Regions from separate parts of the Mus musculus genome. Here region 1 is linked to region 2. Evidence: chromatin loops called from intact Hi-C (ENCODE). Cell type or tissue: heart. All regions are shown on one strand. Links, peaks and the distances in the headings refer to the core of each region. The heading gives the core; the rest is flanking DNA.

Evidence for each region. A loop is a pair of places that touch in the nucleus more often than their neighbours do. Peaks named below come from ENCODE experiments on the same cell type or tissue, not always from the same donor. Only the 100,000 strongest peaks of a DNase experiment are listed, where the experiment ranks them.
Region 1: it touches region 2 in a loop (4-fold over the local background); 5 of 42 quality-filtered maps call a loop at or near these places.

Annotation. Positions count from the first base shown.
Region 1 is chr4:47,128,820-47,137,149 of GRCm38, reverse strand. No RefSeq gene overlaps it. Among named protein-coding and RNA genes, the nearest start is that of Gm52731, 21 kb to the right of the region's middle. In heart, for the core only: no CTCF peak of the experiment used is centred there; DNase peaks (open chromatin) are centred at 4,609 and 7,409.
Region 2 is chr4:47,204,653-47,212,982 of GRCm38, reverse strand. Col15a1 (collagen, type XV, alpha 1) reads right to left here and starts at 4,971. Exons shown (of 40, transcript NM_009928.3): 1 at 4,621-4,971; 2 at 4,449-4,537. The coding sequence starts at 4,631. Gm12426 (a long non-coding RNA gene) reads left to right here and starts at 3,357. Exons shown (of 3, transcript XR_001784287.2): 1 at 3,357-3,689; 2 at 4,397-4,561; 3 at 6,617-8,330. In heart, for the core only: a CTCF peak has its summit at 4,019; DNase peaks (open chromatin) are centred at 4,034, 4,852 and 6,892; H3K4me3 peaks cover 1,239 bases; H3K27ac peaks cover 611 bases; H3K27me3 peaks cover 6,937 bases.

The DNA of each region.
Region 1 (8,330 bases), core at 321-8,320, 76 kb after region 2:
AGGGCAGAGCCCACTGCTCTGGTGCATTTAAGAGTGTCAACAGCTGTGGTGAGCTCCTAGAAGACTGTAGGGACCTCTCCTGGGTCCTGCCAGGCCCTTTCGTTCCTCAGAATTGGCCTCAGATGCTCAGGAAGGAAGCAGAAGGCCGAGTGGCCCATGGTGCTCCCCCACCCTGCTTGCTGCAGGGCCTTCCCTGAGGACAGCTGCTTCCTTTCACTCTTTTTAGAACCAGAAGACACGATTATGACCAAATTTAGCAAACAACCAAAAAAATGAAAATCCAACCCATATTTTAAAGTGCGCTTCTGCAACTCCACCCTCCGGAAGGGAAGTCTCCTCCGAGCCATGTGGGTGTGGATGGAGAGCTGAAGAGGCAGAGCCATGCTGTGTCACCATTCTGAGGGCAGTGGACATGGGCGGGGTCTCCTCACCAACGACAGACAACTGGCAAGAGCAGGGCCAGACTGGGGTCTGGGGGGGTCCATAGCCAAGAGAAGCCATCTCTTGGCTATAGCGGGGGAGAAGAGATGCTTCTACACTCCAGATGTCAGACTCGGTAGAATGGCCCTCTTTAGACGGGCTCTACTCTTAGTACATTGTTCTACTGTGCTTGCTGAGGAGCACAGGAAACCCAGGCACCAGTGCAGACTGCCTTACACTATCATAGCAGCCAAGTATTAGGGGCTGCACATGACAGGCACACTGGACAGGGGGATTGAAAACTATTATTTCCAGGAATTCTAAATGAGCCCAGCTATGTCTGAGAGATTTTCAGAAGCGGGGAGAGGTGCCTGGGAGCCAGAATGAGTGAGGCAGGTACACCAAGCATAGGTGCCAAGGCTTGCCCTGCAAAGTACAGCATCTGAGAGCCAGGCCTGACGAGGCTGTCCTGAGAGACGCTGTTTCCTCTGGCTAAATTAAGAGACAAAGCGACCAGATTAGACAAGGCTATAATCTCATTAGACTCAGTATCCCTCAGCCCAGATGGGAACCAATCTCTCCTCAGCTAGAAAAACACGACAGGGCCAGCAAGATGGCTCTGTACATAAAAAGTGCAAGCTTGATGTCATGGCTTCCATCCTCAAGACCTCGGGGAGAAGAAGAGAACTTACTCCTCCAAGTTGTCCTCTGGCCTGTATACATCCCCCAACTCTCAAATGAAATGACGAAAGCATGCATCTATAATGTACAAACACTTCCGTTGTGAGGTTGTCATGAAAATTCAATGTATGAAAGTCAGTCATCATGGTGTCTCATACACGCAGTACACACAGTAAATGGTGTTCATCATTGTTAGAAACTTTGGCATGTATGACAAAGTTGACAGCCGGGTGTAGTGACACACACCTATAATCACAGCCCTCAGAAGAATCAGGAATTTGTGGTCAGCTGGGGTTACATGAGACCCTCTCTCAAAAAAAAGGCAAGCAGAAAGCAAGCTAGCTAGCAAGAGGCAAATACGATCAAAGCTTAGTCGAGGCATTTCTCCCAGGAGTTGGAAGGTGCAAGATGAGTTTGTGCATGTAAGCCCAGGGGCCTAATTCTGCATCCCGTGAGGATGGACTGTGTTTACTGGGCATAAGGCTTTTCTTTTGGTTTGTTTGTTTGCTTTGTTTTGGTTTTTTTTTGAGACAGGGTCTTTCTACATAGTCCTCACTCTCCTAGAACTCACTATGTAGACCAGGCTGGCCTTGAATTCACAGAAATCTACTTGCCTCTGCCTCTGGAGTGCTGGCATCATTCAGATGGTCAGCCACGCAAAGGAAGCTGTGGTCAAGGAAAGACTGTTAGGGTCTCTGATCCAGCCTCAGCACACTTGGGCACGTGGACCTGAAAGTCTTCAATCCCCACCACAGAGATGCTTGCACATCCATGTCTACTGCAGCACCATTGACTGTTGGCAAAATATGAAACCAATCTAGATTGCCAGCCACAGATAAATGTCTAAAGAGATTGTGGTACATATAGAGGATGGCTTTTTACTCAGCTGTGAAGAAGACTGGTGTTTTCATCTGCAGGAAAATGCAAGAACTGAAGATCATCAGGTCAAACACAAAATCAACCAGAGTCGGAAAGACAAATGTTTCTCTCATGTAGAATCTAGATTATGTACTCTATCTATCTATCTATCTATCTATCTATCTATCTACCTACCTACCTACCTACCTATCTACCATTTATCCATCATCTATGCATCAGTTATTATCTATCATCTATTATCTATTTATATATAATCTGTCTATTATCTATCTATAATCTATGTATGTATGTATACTATTATCTATCATCTATCTATAATCTATGTATATATATGTATCTTCCTACTATCTATAATCTACCTATCTATCTATCCATCTATCATTCTATATATCTATGAATATCACATAAAAATAGAAAGGCACTACTTGGGGGCAAGAAAAAGACCAGTGGGGCATGAAAGAGAATAAGGGTACGTTTTTAGTTAAGACATATTCTCTCTCCCCACTACCCCCTCTCTCTTCTGCATTTGAAATGCTCACACACACATGTGCGAGTGTGCGCGCGCACGCACACACACACACACACACACACACACACACACACTAAGTGGAATGGCTTTAGCTTGGTGGCTCCTTCAACAATGCAACAAAAACAAAATGAAGCAGAAAATGAAAGTGAACAGAAGGCTAGAGGGAATGCTCCAGTGGTGCTGTCTCTGGACACAGAGTGAGTGGCTTCTTGATAATATGTTTTTGTAGTTTCTAAATTTTTGACAATGAGCTTACGTTTTTTGCTCTTATTATTTTTTACTTTGTTATTTAAAAAAATTGGAAGTAAATAAAAACACGCACTAAAATTAAGCAAATCAAAGATTATGCAACTTAATGAAATTATGAAATGTTAGAATTGGCTTATTTTTTTGTAATCATATGAAGGGAATAAAGTGTTAAACACAGCGGCACACACCTCAGGAAGCCAGCCTTGTATGAGACTGTGGGTGTGGGTTTAGTTCTGAAGCTCCCAAGCCAAAATCTATTCCTATCAGAGATTCAGAGCAAGCAGGTGTCCTTATCCCTGCCAAGCCTGCTCCCTGTGTCCTTGCAAGAGAGAACAGACACCCTGAACAGGAACCCAGGAGGACAGTTCTAGGGTGTGAGGCCCAAGGATGGGGTCACGGAGGTCCTAGGAGCTCAGGTGGCACGGTGGAGATGGGAGTGTTTCACTCAGCTCTAGGGTCAGTCAGGCTTCAGGTCAACAGCAGTGTGGCTCTTTACACTAGGACTAGTCTCCCCATCTGCAATGGCTGGTGTTTATCACCAACATGACTCAGTCTACCCCACCCAGGAACTAGGCCTCTACAGGACCTTGCCTCTGGGGGATGATCTTAAGTTCCCTGATGTAGGCACCCATCTTAAGTGTGGGTGGAGTCACTCCCTGGGCAGGGCAATCTGGGTTGTATAAAATGAAGGAAGACAGCTGAGGACCGATAAACACCCACCTTTGCAGTGACAATTTTGGCATTTTGGTTGGTTCCTTTGAAAGACACAGAAATGTTATAGGAACCTGTTTTCATCGTAATCCCAGGTGTGAGAGATGAGGCTGTTGCTTCAGGTGGTCCACGGCAGCTGACTATGCTGTGCCTCCTGCTCTAGCAGGGGCGTGATTTTTCCCAGCAGCAGATCGTTTCTGCGACTGTGTGACATTTGGAATTCTGGGGACTTTTCAGAGGGTATATAAGAGCCAGGGTCTTATTGTTGGTTGGATACTGCTGGTTATTGGTGGCCGAGGTTTAAGTAGTTATGCACAAAGAAGAAAGAATAAACTAAGGTATCCTGACGATAAAGATCAAACTTGCCCCAAGGAACTCAACAGGAAGCAGTCTAATGGCAATGTTGTCCCCTCTCCCCTGTATCCTTTTTTCTTTCCTATCTAGTCTTGGGGTTGAAAGGGTGGAAACAAAGGGGTGGGGCAGGGTGGAAGAAAGAAGAACCCACAAAGTAGCCAAAGACTGGCTACACGCCCCTCTCTGTTTCTTGACTGTGCCTGCTGCTTAGGCTCTTCTCCCTTGACTTCCCCACCACAACAGACCTCATAGGGCTGTGCACTAAAACAAACCCTTTCTCCCTCAAGTTGTTTTTTTTTTTTTCAGAGTATGGATAACACAGCAACAGGATAGACCCAAAGGCACCATCAGAAGGTGGCAGAATCAAGCCTGCTCTACTTTGAATCAAAGACAGTATTGAGCTAGGACAGACCCTGGGCCAGCAACAGGAAATGAGAGTTCTGGCGCTGTGTGACACTGGTCTGGTACTTTCCCTCTCTGGGCCTCTGGTTTTCCATCTGTAGTTGGTGGAGTTGGACAGAGTACGTTCTCACTGGCTTTCCAGCTTGAAGACAACAGTGGTGTGACAGCACAGAGCCCTGGCCACCCTGTCTTCATGGCCTGATAGACTGAGGATGCCTTTGGGCCCTATTGTTCTAGCCCTGCCTTTAATGAGGCCACATCTGGAGTGTATCTCCGCTGAGCCCTGTTGTGTGCAGCTCCTCACAGCTGGGTCCCCATAAATCAATTTGTTCTATGGACAAGTTCCCAGAACCATCACAGATTCTGACCCAGAAAAGCAGTTTTTATTTCCCTGCAGTTTCTGGTTCCAAAGGCTGTGAAATGAAGTCCACTCACATTGGGGCAAGCTCTCAGCTTCTCCAAATTCCAGCCCAGAGGATTTCAGAGGAGCCACGTGTCTTCAGGCAGGAAGCATGAACCAACCCCTTCTGGTTCCTTTGAGAGGTTGGGGTGGCACCCCAACTCCACGATGAAAAGACAGCGGAAATGATCCCCCCGGACTCCTATGACTCTCAGATTCTTATTCTCCTCAGAGATCTTAGTAATTTTGGAGAAGAAGAATAAAGAAAATTCACCCCTGTGGAGGGAGGGAAGCCTGTGCTCTTTAGCTCTGCAACAGACACCACTCTGTCCCCAGCTCTCTCTAGGTCTCAGACATTGGAGTCCTGCCTGGGTGGGCTCTGCATCCCTCCCTCAGTGAGTGTTCCCTGTGCATCATCAAATTGGCTTGGGGGTTGGGAGGAGCAGCATTTCACCCTAACTCAGATGAAGCTCCGTGCTCCCTCCCAGCCCAGACCCTACTCTCCTTATCCTTGGTTGTGAGCGGCTCATCAGTAAGGTGGCTTGCCCAGAGTCCAAGCAGCCAAACTGAAGGTAGCACCAGTCTCAGCTACAGCACCACCCGACCTCACCTCTCCTGACCACCTAAGTCCACCCTTGGCCCTTAGTTGTCTCTCTTGATAAGGGTTTGGAATCAGATTCCACTTAGAGGTGTTCTTAAAGATACATCTTTGTCTTTGTTTATTTGTATATTTGTTTATGTTATTTGCTATTCTTATTTATTGAACTTCCTCTGTAGACAAGGCTGGCCTCAAACTCACCGCAATCCTTCTGCCTCAGCCTCCCAAATGCTTTAACTAATGACATGAATCACCACACCTGGCTGAATGACAGTTTTTATCAACAAGAATCCATGTGTGGCTCAGGAGGCTTCTGAGAAACAGCAGCCCCCTGTCCCATCGCTCTTTGCCCCTGGACCGAAATGACCCTTAGACTTCCTGAAACTCTTGGAATCTAATTTTTTCCAGGGAGCTAAAGTAATTATGGGTAAGACGAGTTGAAAAATTAAAACTATGGAGGATGGCTGAGGCTTGGTCATCTCTGAAGATCTGTGCTTTTCTGTTCTGCTGTAGCAGACATCACAGGACCCTGGTGAAGAGCAACAATGGGGTTTCTCTTCACTGACACCTCTGTCCCCAGCTATCTCTGGGAATAAGCCAGAGCAAAAAGTACCACCGCTTGGTCTATGCTCCCGGCCCTCCCCTTCCCATCCAGTGAGTGTTCCCACTCCAGACTGAGAGCTCACCCTCATGCTTGCATACTTATTCCTGGATTTGCATCCATGTTCAAATAGCATACTACCCAGCTTCCTCAAGATGTTTCCATCTTAAACTATTATTATTATTATCATTATTATTATTATTATTATTATTATGACTTCCTGGTAGGGAAAACAGAGGAGTTTGTTCTTTTATACCACCAGCTCTCTCCACCTTTGTGGGTGGGGGAGGTGCAGGTTCTTATATATCCCAGGCTAGCCCTTCATCTTCCCAGCTCCACCTCCTGGGTGGTGGGATGTTAGGTAGGTTCCATTGTGATCAGCAGGCCTTTTCCTTCTTGTAGATACACACACACACATACACACACACATTCTGCCCTGTCTATCCCACAGCCTACCCAGCAACATCACTTGCATCACCTCTGAGGTATCTGAGGTCAGTGTGGCCTGGTCAGAAGCTAATTCAGACCTCCAGTTAAATGTAGATTTAATGTTGGCACTTGCTTCTCTCCCTCGTAAATTATGAAAACCACACCCCAGCAGGATGGTGGAAGCAGCAAGGCTGGAGGGCTATCCTCGGGCAGAGGAGACTCCAGAACATCTGCTTTCTTAAGGACCATCCAGGGGGTAAGAGCAAACACACTGGGTGGCCTCCAATGAGATCTAGAGCAAGAATAGAAGTCCCAGGGAGACCTATGCCAGCACCACCTGGATGTATGTTAGGATGTGTGTTTAGTGGCAGGAGATAGGCTGAGGCTGGCTGTGTGTGCTGGAGACACAGATGGGGGATTTCTGCAGGGACGGAGAGGTAAGCATTTGACTCCTGAAGTCCCTGCAGAGCCTACAGCAGTCACTTGCGTTCTCAGCTCTGTGATCCATGAGAATCCAGTGGTGCTCTGTCGTCCTTCTTGACTGACCACACCAGAGCTGTGCCAACGGGCACACACATCTGGTATATCCTTGTAGGGTGCTGAAATCTCTCTTAAGGCTCCCATGAGCAGCCTCTCTCACTGACCCCTGCCTTATAAAAATTTCAAGATGATTCACAGACATTTCATGATTCAGCAGTTGGGGCAGAAGCCTCCGTTCCACAGGGACTGAGTGGAAGATGGCGAGGAAGGGCTAGATGGAGCAATCACAGCTGATGTGGGCTCTGACTGTGGCCTCTCCAGCAGGGCAGCAGGGATCTCATAAGGCAAGACTGAGGAAATACGTCCCCCAGCCCCTGCCCTGTTTTAAAGAAAGAGATGGTAGAGGGTGAAGCCACAGATGGAATTCTACCTGCTCAGTGCATTCACATACGAGGGAGCGGCAGTCTGGCTCCTAAGTGGTTCCACACGTGGGGCACAGTCCCTGGCTTCTTCTTGTTCTGGAACTCTCTACAGAAATGTAAATCAGCCACAAAATCTTCTGTGCTCTCCAAGTGGGACAGACTCATTCATTCAGGCTGCTGATAGCTATTGTTGTGTAAGTGGGCTAAGAGTTGAGGAGCCGGCCTAACATCAGGGTGTGGGAGCTATGGGCCCCTTGGGGACCTGTGAGTCACTTTTTCTCCCCTCTGAGAAGCAAGAGAGCAGCAACCACTCAACTCTGGAGTAAGTCCAGGGTGCTATGTGACCTAAGACCAGTTCTCAGCCCTCTTCAATACTTCTATCTAAAACAGGGCCAGGGTCTGTGTGGCCTGGCATCTTGGCAGGTATTTTGCGAATCCAATGAGCTCACTGGTAGAATGTGCTTACAATAGTGCTTTGGTTGTGGTAATTATAATCATCCTGAGTAAAAGCTGCACAGGGGAAGCCACAGTGCCCCCCTCCCCCGCCGACCTGACAAGCTCAGACAACATAACCCCTGTAGAAAGCAAGTCTCCAAAGCTATGAATAAAGAAATGGAGGATACAGCTTGTTCTTCATTTCAATTTTATTCTATGAGTGTTTTGTCTGCATGTGTATCTGTGTGCCACACTCATGCCTGGCATTTGAGGGATCTAGAAGAGGGAGTTCGATCTCCTGAAACGGGAGTTGTAGATGGTTGTGGGCAGCCATGTGGGTTCTGGGAATCAAACTTGGGTCCTGTGGAAGAGGAGTCAGTGCTCTAACCACTTAGCCATCTCCCCAGCCCACCAGGAAGCACGCCCGTATTCCCAGTCATTCTTGTCAAGTAAATACTGCAGGTGTGATATGCCAGGCCAGATGGTGAAACCTTCAACACTTGTTCCCAAGATTGGAACCCAATACAGTCAAACACAGCACAGCCAGGCTGTGAAGGCTCAGTTTAAAACGAGGCCCCGCTGACACCTCCAGAACTTCAACCAAGCCGAATCCAGAAGACAGTTATAAACAGTGTGTGAAGCACCAACATTACAATTCCGCTCTGGTTTGCTGTGTCTGCAAGCACACCCTTTCCTCGACAGCCCCCGTCTCCCCCAACAACCACACGTGGCACTGGGTG
Region 2 (8,330 bases), core at 324-8,323:
GACAGGCAGTCTACACTGACAGGTGAGAGACAGTCTACACTGACAGGTGAGAGACAGTCTACACTGACAGGTGAGAGACCTTGTCTTAAAAGAACAAGATGATGGTGTGCACACATACACATAAACCCACACTCACACACAGAGAGAAGAGAAACACATACACATAGGCACGAGCTAGGAAAATACAAATACAGGCTTCATTAGGATTCTACCTGGCGCCTGTTAGAAATGTTGACATTAAATGCAGTGATGAGGCCAGATGCTGGCCGGGATGTGAGGATGGGGACTCTCACTTCCTGATGCCCACAACAGAGAAAGGCATGCCAGCCATACCTGCTTATGTGGAAAATATTCACCCCTGTGACCCTGCACCCCATCTGGATAGGAAACTAAAGAAAATGCCTCCTACACACATGTCCTGAGATGCACACGACAACAGTCATACCCCACTGTCAGATTCCACAGGTACATGACAGCCCATGTGCTGCTGAAAATAAAACGGAAAACTCACAGCAGGTACAGTCACGGAGGGCACTATTATACCACAGAGCAAACAATTTGCCTCACACAGGAATCTCAAAACCTTAATATTCAGAGAAAACTAGAAACTGAAAAATATATCCCTTGTGGAAAAGGCTCAAAGTCAAATAAGATAGAGCCCAGGCATTTAGGGATGTGCGTTTAGGTTGTCTTCTTTTTTCAATGAGCAGATCTGACAACTATAAAGGTCCAGGTGACAATCACCCCTGAGAGGTAGGGAACCCCACCCCTAACCAGGGCAGGTCAAAACCTCGGGTGTTCTGCTTCCTACTATTTCAGCTGGGCTGGACTTTCAAGGCGCACTCTTAGGTGAAGGTGTTCCCTCAGGAGAAAGCAAAGGAAGCAGATGATTTGAACACACCAGTACCTTATTAACAGGCACAACAATACCTGCTTCAGCAGCCATTCCAACCTCCAAAACAGCAGCCATTTCAAACCAGCTATTTCACTGGGAGAGAGCTTGCAATGTTGGCCAGCAGCCTTGCCCTGACCCTTCAGAAACACAAGAGGCCATGACGGAGGAGCCCTCAGGATGAGAGAAATATGGAATGAGATGTGACCTTTTCTTTCTACCTGTAAACTCAGAGCCTCCTAGGGGAGATCTGGGCCTGGCTCCTTCCTATTCCCAGTCTGCAGGAGGCCTGGCTGAGTGTGTGCTCAATCTGTTTGCTGAACCAGATGGCGTAAATACTGTTTTATTGTCCAGTGTTCAAAACTAGAAGAAACACAGAGCTGAGCAAATCTTGCCATCCCATCTCAGAGATGGTAAAATAGAGGCTCAGAAGGAGACTTTAGTCATCTCAGCTTACTGAAAGAATGGGTCCATGATAAAGCCTGGGTTTTCCAATCCTCAAAACTGGGTCATGGAGGAGCAAAGATCTACTTAGTAATAAATCCACTATCTGAAGATTACCATATGCCTGTGTTCCATCCCCACCATAGGAGCTTTGCCTATGGTGGCATTCAGGGACAGCACAGACAATAGAGCTGGAAACCCAGAGGAGCAGCCAGGACTCAGAACAGCCTTCCCAAGGCAGCCAGTACTTGATGGGGCTGGCAGTCTGGAAGTGGCCACCCATGTGCAGGCTCTATGTCCGGGAACCAGACAAGAAGTTTCACCCACCTGAGATTGGATGTCTGCAAAGTGCATTCGTTTTTGTTTTCCTAAGCAGGTTTGCTGAGGTCTGCAGTGTTGCTCGTGCTGAAGACAGTGAAGTGAGGTAAGGCATCGGTGTGGCAGCACAGCACCTCAGCCCAGGCCTTACAAAGTCCCCAGCTGCCCATTTTAGTCACCCCTGCTCTCTCCCCTAGGCCTAAGCAATTAAGGATACCTTCCATCTCTGTGGCTTTTTCCCCTTTAAGGAAGTTTGTTAGTGGACTCGGGTAACTTGCAGGTTTTTACCTGGCCACCTTCACTTACCATACTGTAGCATGGGTCTGTGCTCCCTCACTTTTTATTGTTGAATAATATTTCGCTAGTGGATATACCATGATTTATTCATTTGTTTAGCAGTTAATGACCCAGCTTCTTTCTATACTTTGCCATTATGTATAATGCCATTATGAACGGCTACATAAAAGTTTTTGAGTGGGCATATGATTTGTCTTTCACTTGAATAGACATTAAAGGAGTAGAGTCACTAGATGGTGGTGTAATCAATATTTAGTATTTAAGAAGCTGCCTAGCTACTGGGGAAATGACACAAGCTTAACCATTTAGTTTAGTGGTCAAGAGCATAGATTCTTCCAGCTGGACTTCTACCAATGAAGGCCAAGTGCTCATGGACAAATGAGCCTTGGTATCGCTGTCTGTGAAGCCGCATCTATGGGGCTGGTGTGAACTCTGCTGTTGCCTATAAAGCTATAAAGGCTTGGGGGGGTGTGTCCATTGAAATATAGTCTAGCTAAGTAGCCCAGGCCAGCCTTGAACTGACAATCCTCTTGCCTTAGCATTGCAAATGCTGGGATTACAAACATGTGCCACCATGTTCAGCAAACCTTTCTTGTCTTCTTCCTTCCTTCCTTCCTTCCTTCCTTCCTTCCTTCCTTCCTTCCTTCCTTCCTTCCCTCTTCTTTTCCTAACAGCCAGTTGAACCGTGGCCCTGAGGGGGAATGTCCCTCAGAGCCCACAGACTTGCAGTCTACCACAGAACAACTGTGGTACAACTACCTTGGAACAACTGAGTGGCTTTAGGATAATTGCAGCCCCTCCTGGGCCTCTTCTCTTAGTAAGGAGATGGGAAGCACAGCAGGATATAAGAGCTTTGGAGGTGGACCGGACTCCTCTCATGAGGAGGACACTCCCTTTAGAGCATTCACCGGGAACTGGGGGACCTTAAGGCCATCTCTGTCTGGGAAACTCTTTTGATTGATGGTTGACAGCAAAGTCTCTGGAGTAAGAGTACCTGGATCAAATCCTACTCTAGACTCTTAGAAAGCTAGGACTTGGATTCAGTGTGCTCAGAATAGGATATCTTAAGTCCTTAGTCTCCAGCTCCTGGGATAGTGACTGAGACAGGAACTCATTCAGACCTCATTCAATGCAAGGCTGAGTAAGAATTAACCGTGTAAACCTCATGCAAGATCTATACAGCTCAGGGCTCCAGGAGCCCTCTTCAAATCCCAAAGGGGCATTGGATGTCATCAGCTGCCCTCTGCTGCTGACTTGGCAAAGCCCTATGTCATATGGGAAATTGCAAGGTTTCCACACTGGCTATCCTTGGGAGAAGCCAGAACTCTGCTCCAACTGCCCTTTGATCTGCAAGAAACACCAGGCTGGGCGCCCTGGCAGGAAAAGCTATCATTGCATCTGCGCCTTGCTCCCTTGCAGATCACGGGCGGAGTGATACCAGGCATTTTCAAGTAACTACGGAGTCAAACAAGACCACCAATCCTGGACCAGCTTCCTAGGGGACTATACAACACTTCTCCGCCTTCACTGTTTTCAACTGGGCTATGCGCTACTTCTCTAAGTCCAAAGCGGGTCAGGGCTGTTGTTCCAAAAGCCTGGTTTTGCTGAGTACATAATGCAAAGGCTGAGCAGGGACAGGAACCTGCCCAACTGGGTTTGAGTTCTGGCTTTCATAGTTGCCACTTCCTAAGCCTCCCCAACAATGCTTTCCAACACAGGCACTCCTGAGAAGAGCAAGGTATCTTTCCGACACTTATTCTCATGGAAAGGACATTATTTCCCATCTGTCCGTTACACTTCTCAACGCTTCTGGAACAATGAGGGTCTAGTTTACCAGATCTTCTCAGATGAGGAAACTGAGGCATGCAGAGTGAAAAAATGTTGCCCACAGTCACCCAACAGAGGCGCAATTCACACCGGCAGTTCGACTTTAAGTCAGACCCACTTTAATCCAACAGCTTCTGAGTCCTCTCAGGGGAAACTGAGGCCCATAGAAGAGAAAGAAAGATCAGTTTCTCAGGCTTAGTCCATCATCCACTGCGCCTCTGTCCGGCAGGGATGGGGACCTCTAGTGACTCAGGCTGAACCAAACACGCTAGCGACTCTGTTCTGTTATGTCAGGAACGACTAGGATGTCAAGGTATCCCTGCCGAAGACCATGTTTTCCCATGGACTGAGTGTACATGGGACCTGCTCACCCTACAGCCCAGTGCGCACGACCTCAGCGCGGGAGCCCAGCGCGCTTTGGGATAGTTTGGCAGTGTGTTGTCACTGTACAGCTAAAACCCCTCTCTGCCCGCTCTGGTGAGCCACGTCCAGCCCAGACACTCTTGTGTGCCTTCGCTGAGGCAATCATCTCAGCGCCTAGGAACCCGGGGGGCCCGGGAGGACCCAGGGCAAGACGGCTGTGCGCCGCGCCAAGCAAGTACTCCCTTTTATGTCCAGGAATGAGGCGCCGTAGCACCCGGGCGCGCAAACCCAAGCGGCTGTGGCTTACCTGTCGCAGCGCGGGTCTGCAGGACAGCGGAGAGCAGCGCGGAGATGATGGAGAGCAGCCACCTCGGGCGCCGGCCCTGCGCGGTCCTCCTGCAAGAAGCGGTGGCAGAGAAGGTGAGGCGGCGGCTAGGAGGTGAGGCGAAGGTGCAGGGGGAGCGGGGCGCGGGTCCTACCTGTGTGTCATGGTGCAGCCGCCGGACCCCAGCTGTACTTCGCCCGCGGAACAAAGGCTGCGCTCGGTGGCGACGGCGGGATCCCCGCTGCTGCCCGCGCCTGAGTCACCCGCGCTCTGAAACCCGACTCCGCCGCGCCCTGCGCTCCCCCACGCGCGGTGCCCCACCTCGCCGCCGGTCCCCGCTGCGCCTCCCCACGCCCCCTTCTTCCCGCCACCCCAGAGCCTTATGTAACCCGCGAGGAAAGCCCCGCATGCAGACGCAGAGCTCCACAACCCAGGGCCGGCTGGGATCGCTGGGGTTTCCTTACATGACAGACTAGGCTATTGAGATTCAGAGGGGAGTGGCAGTGTCCCAAAGCTACGCGGTTGAAGTCGCTCCTGGTTGCTGTGCCACACCCAGCAGGCCAGCCAAGATCCCACTTGCATGCCCCAGAGTAACACGGTGGGGACGGAAGTCATACACAGAGCGAGGACTTTGAAGGACTCGTGGGGTGTGCTCTGAATATTTTGGAATCCCAAAACCTTGACCAAGGGGAACTGAAGTCCAGAGAAGCCAAACGATTTACCAAGGCATCCATCCAGTGAGCCACACAAGAGAATCAACATTGAAGAAAAGAGTAAGGTCTCAATGTTGACCTAGGCACATAGAGTCAGGTGTGTTACCTGCCCGCTGGGAACAAGACACCCTTTAACTAACAAGCAACACAGAAGGCAGGAATTGGGAGCTTAGCTCTTGAAAAACGCTATCCTTAGGAGCTCTTGCAGTTACTAACTAGTGCACTGCAGGAAACGTGGGGGTGAGGACACACCACAAGGGTCAAGACAGGCAGAGCCATTGGCTTTTAAGGGACCGAGGCACCGGAAGCCAGGAGGGCTCCAAGGAACTAACAAGGAAGTTAGGGGGCATTCTAAGGATACTGCCCACTTAAGGTGGCTTTGACATCTGTTCACCCTGTCTATGGATTTGAACTCTCGTTCCCCTTTTGTGCCTTCTGTGATGGGTATAACACTTGTTACAAATGATTAACCATGGGGAATTGGCTTTCTTGGGTCTGGATTTCTCTATTACTTGTAAAATGCACCAGCCAGATCTGTAACTGACTTCCTAGATAGATTTACCTAAGGAAATTGTCGCACCCAAGGTTGTTCTGTTTGACAGTTAGAGCCAGTGGCTATAAACAGGTGGCCTGGGTCTCCATGTGGTCCGCAGATAAGTTTGGTCAGTGATAGCTTCCAAATTAAAAAGTTAATAATAACAACATTTTATAATTATGAACTGTTTATTAAGATCCATATTTTGTAGGGCTGGAAGGATGGCTCAGGGGTTAAAAGCATGTAGTGCTCTCGAAGAGAACCCAAGGTCCAGGCACCCACATAGAGTAGGCTACAATCACCAGCAACTCTAGTTCCTGCGACCTAACACCCTCCTCTGGCCTCTGTGGGCACTCCTACATGCATGTACATACAAATATATGCACACAAATTGAAAAACCAAATTTGTGGACTATTAGAATTCAGGTAGACCTGATGACATGGAACCTGCATTTTTGATGTCAGATTTTATTGGAATTTCATCAGTTGGGCAATATCCTCCAGTTTACCATGGTTGCCACCATTTTCTGCTTCACCCATCAACAAGACAAAGGACCAGTCCTACTTAATACCACACTTGAAGTCTGTCTTTGCTCATAAGTCAGAGTGAAACTGGATTGAGAGCTTACCACCCTGTTCCAAACGAGCAAACAAGGGGTCTATGGAGAGACGGCCGTGTCTAAATGAGATAGGGAAGAGCTTATGTTTAATACACAGATACAGTTTGGTTACACATATAAGATGACTTTATGCCACAAGCCTGACCTGCCCCAGGAGGAAGGTACATCCTGTATTCAGCTGATGGGGCTTGACTGTGGTTCAACTCATCAGTGCTGGATACTGCAGTAGATTCCTTTACCGCCCTCTCAGAGAAGTCCTGTGTACACATTTGTTGTTTCTAGGTAAGCACCCGAGACCCAGCTCCTTGAAATCTAAAGACAAAGATCCCCTTGGGTCTTCTCTCATGTGGTGACTGGAAACAGAACCTGGCCGATCGTACTGGTTTACTTCTCCTTCACCTGGAAAAGGCAAGCAAGATTGTTGTGTTGAAATTTGGCCTGAAGGTGGGAGTTATGGCCTAAGACCGGAGATATCTCAGGCCTAGGAGCTGAGAGGGAGCGGGAGAGGGTCCCCTGTGGGTGTGGGACTGATGGGGCAGGAAGCCAAGTGAGGCATTCCACCTCCTGTCAGACAGTGCTGCGAGGGCTTAAGTGATTTCCTTCCATTCAATGTGGAGTTGTAGAAATAGCCAAAAGGAAGCGTCATGTCATACCCCAGCTAGTCTAAATTGTTTACCACGGTTCAGGCCAATCTGCAAGACTGGGACGTGTGGAGACTGGGGATTTAATGTCCTGAATTCTCCAGAACTTGACTAAATGAGTAGACTGTCCATTTTCCTATAATCCAGCCAAATGTTCCAGGAGGCTCTGTCTGCAAGGGCATTCTTCAGACTGTCTCCAGCAGCTGGAAGGGCACTGGAACCTGGAAGGAGCACCCCAGACCTGGTCCGAGAAAAGGTTACCAAGACTCAGTGCACGGCATTCTGAACTGGACTTTCTTCAGTATGTGGGTAGGATGTGTCTTTGGTATCTCACAGGAGATACACAAAGCCTGCCTTGTGCATCTGATTAATGGACAGAAAAGGCAGAGTTCACTAGCCTGCTAGAAGTGAACTTATTAAAGTAGCCAGAGAAGAGGGCTGCCTCTTGGATGACCAGGAGAAAACCACAACTGTTCTGCATACGTCTGCTGCCCAGGAGGGGCTTGTACTCTGAGGAGACCTCAGCAGTGTCTATGCAGAGGAGGCTTAGAAAACGTGTTGTTCAGCATGTCACATAATGATGGATTTGAAAGTCTGACAAGCCAGACAGGCAAGAGAAAACAGGAGAGAGGGTGCATAAGCAAACACCCAGTGCCCTGTCAAATGTGTTCCTACCTCCTCTCTCTTGTCATTTATGTGCATAGTGGCCATTGTTCCTTGGCTGCACCTACATCTCTTTACCTGAATGCTTTCTCTGGCCCTGGAGCCTATTCTGTCTACAAGCATGATAGGATTAAATTCCCCCTTCCAATTTTTTAGCCAATGGAAAATGGCTAATACTTCTTTTTTTCTTCTAGATGCTGTGTTTCAAAAACAGTAATTTCTTAACCTTCCTCTCACTCTTGGTCTCTTCCTTCTCCCCCCCCCCACCCCCTTACAGGAAATACTCCTGGTGCTGGGCACACAGCAGGTGAGCACTCTTCCCCTTGAGCTACACCTCCAGCCACATTTTGTGGAATTTCTCAAGTCATTTGAAATGTTCTCTCACAATGCACACAGCTAATGCCTCTAATGGGCTCTTCCTTTTTCCCTACCACAGGACTTCACCCCTGTTCTCTAAGATGATACTCACTGTACAGTGGCACCTAAGACTTGCCCCAGATGCTGTTGTCTGGGGAGCCTAGGATGAGAGAAGGGAATTTCTCTTCCACACTTTCACACATTCATGTGCCTGACCCAGTATCTGAGGTGTCTATCACTCACTGCTCACAGGCTCCGGTTAGTATGATGTCATCAACATAGGAGAGGGACAAGCACTACAGAGGTGCATTCCTATGGGTTACATGATAGCGCAC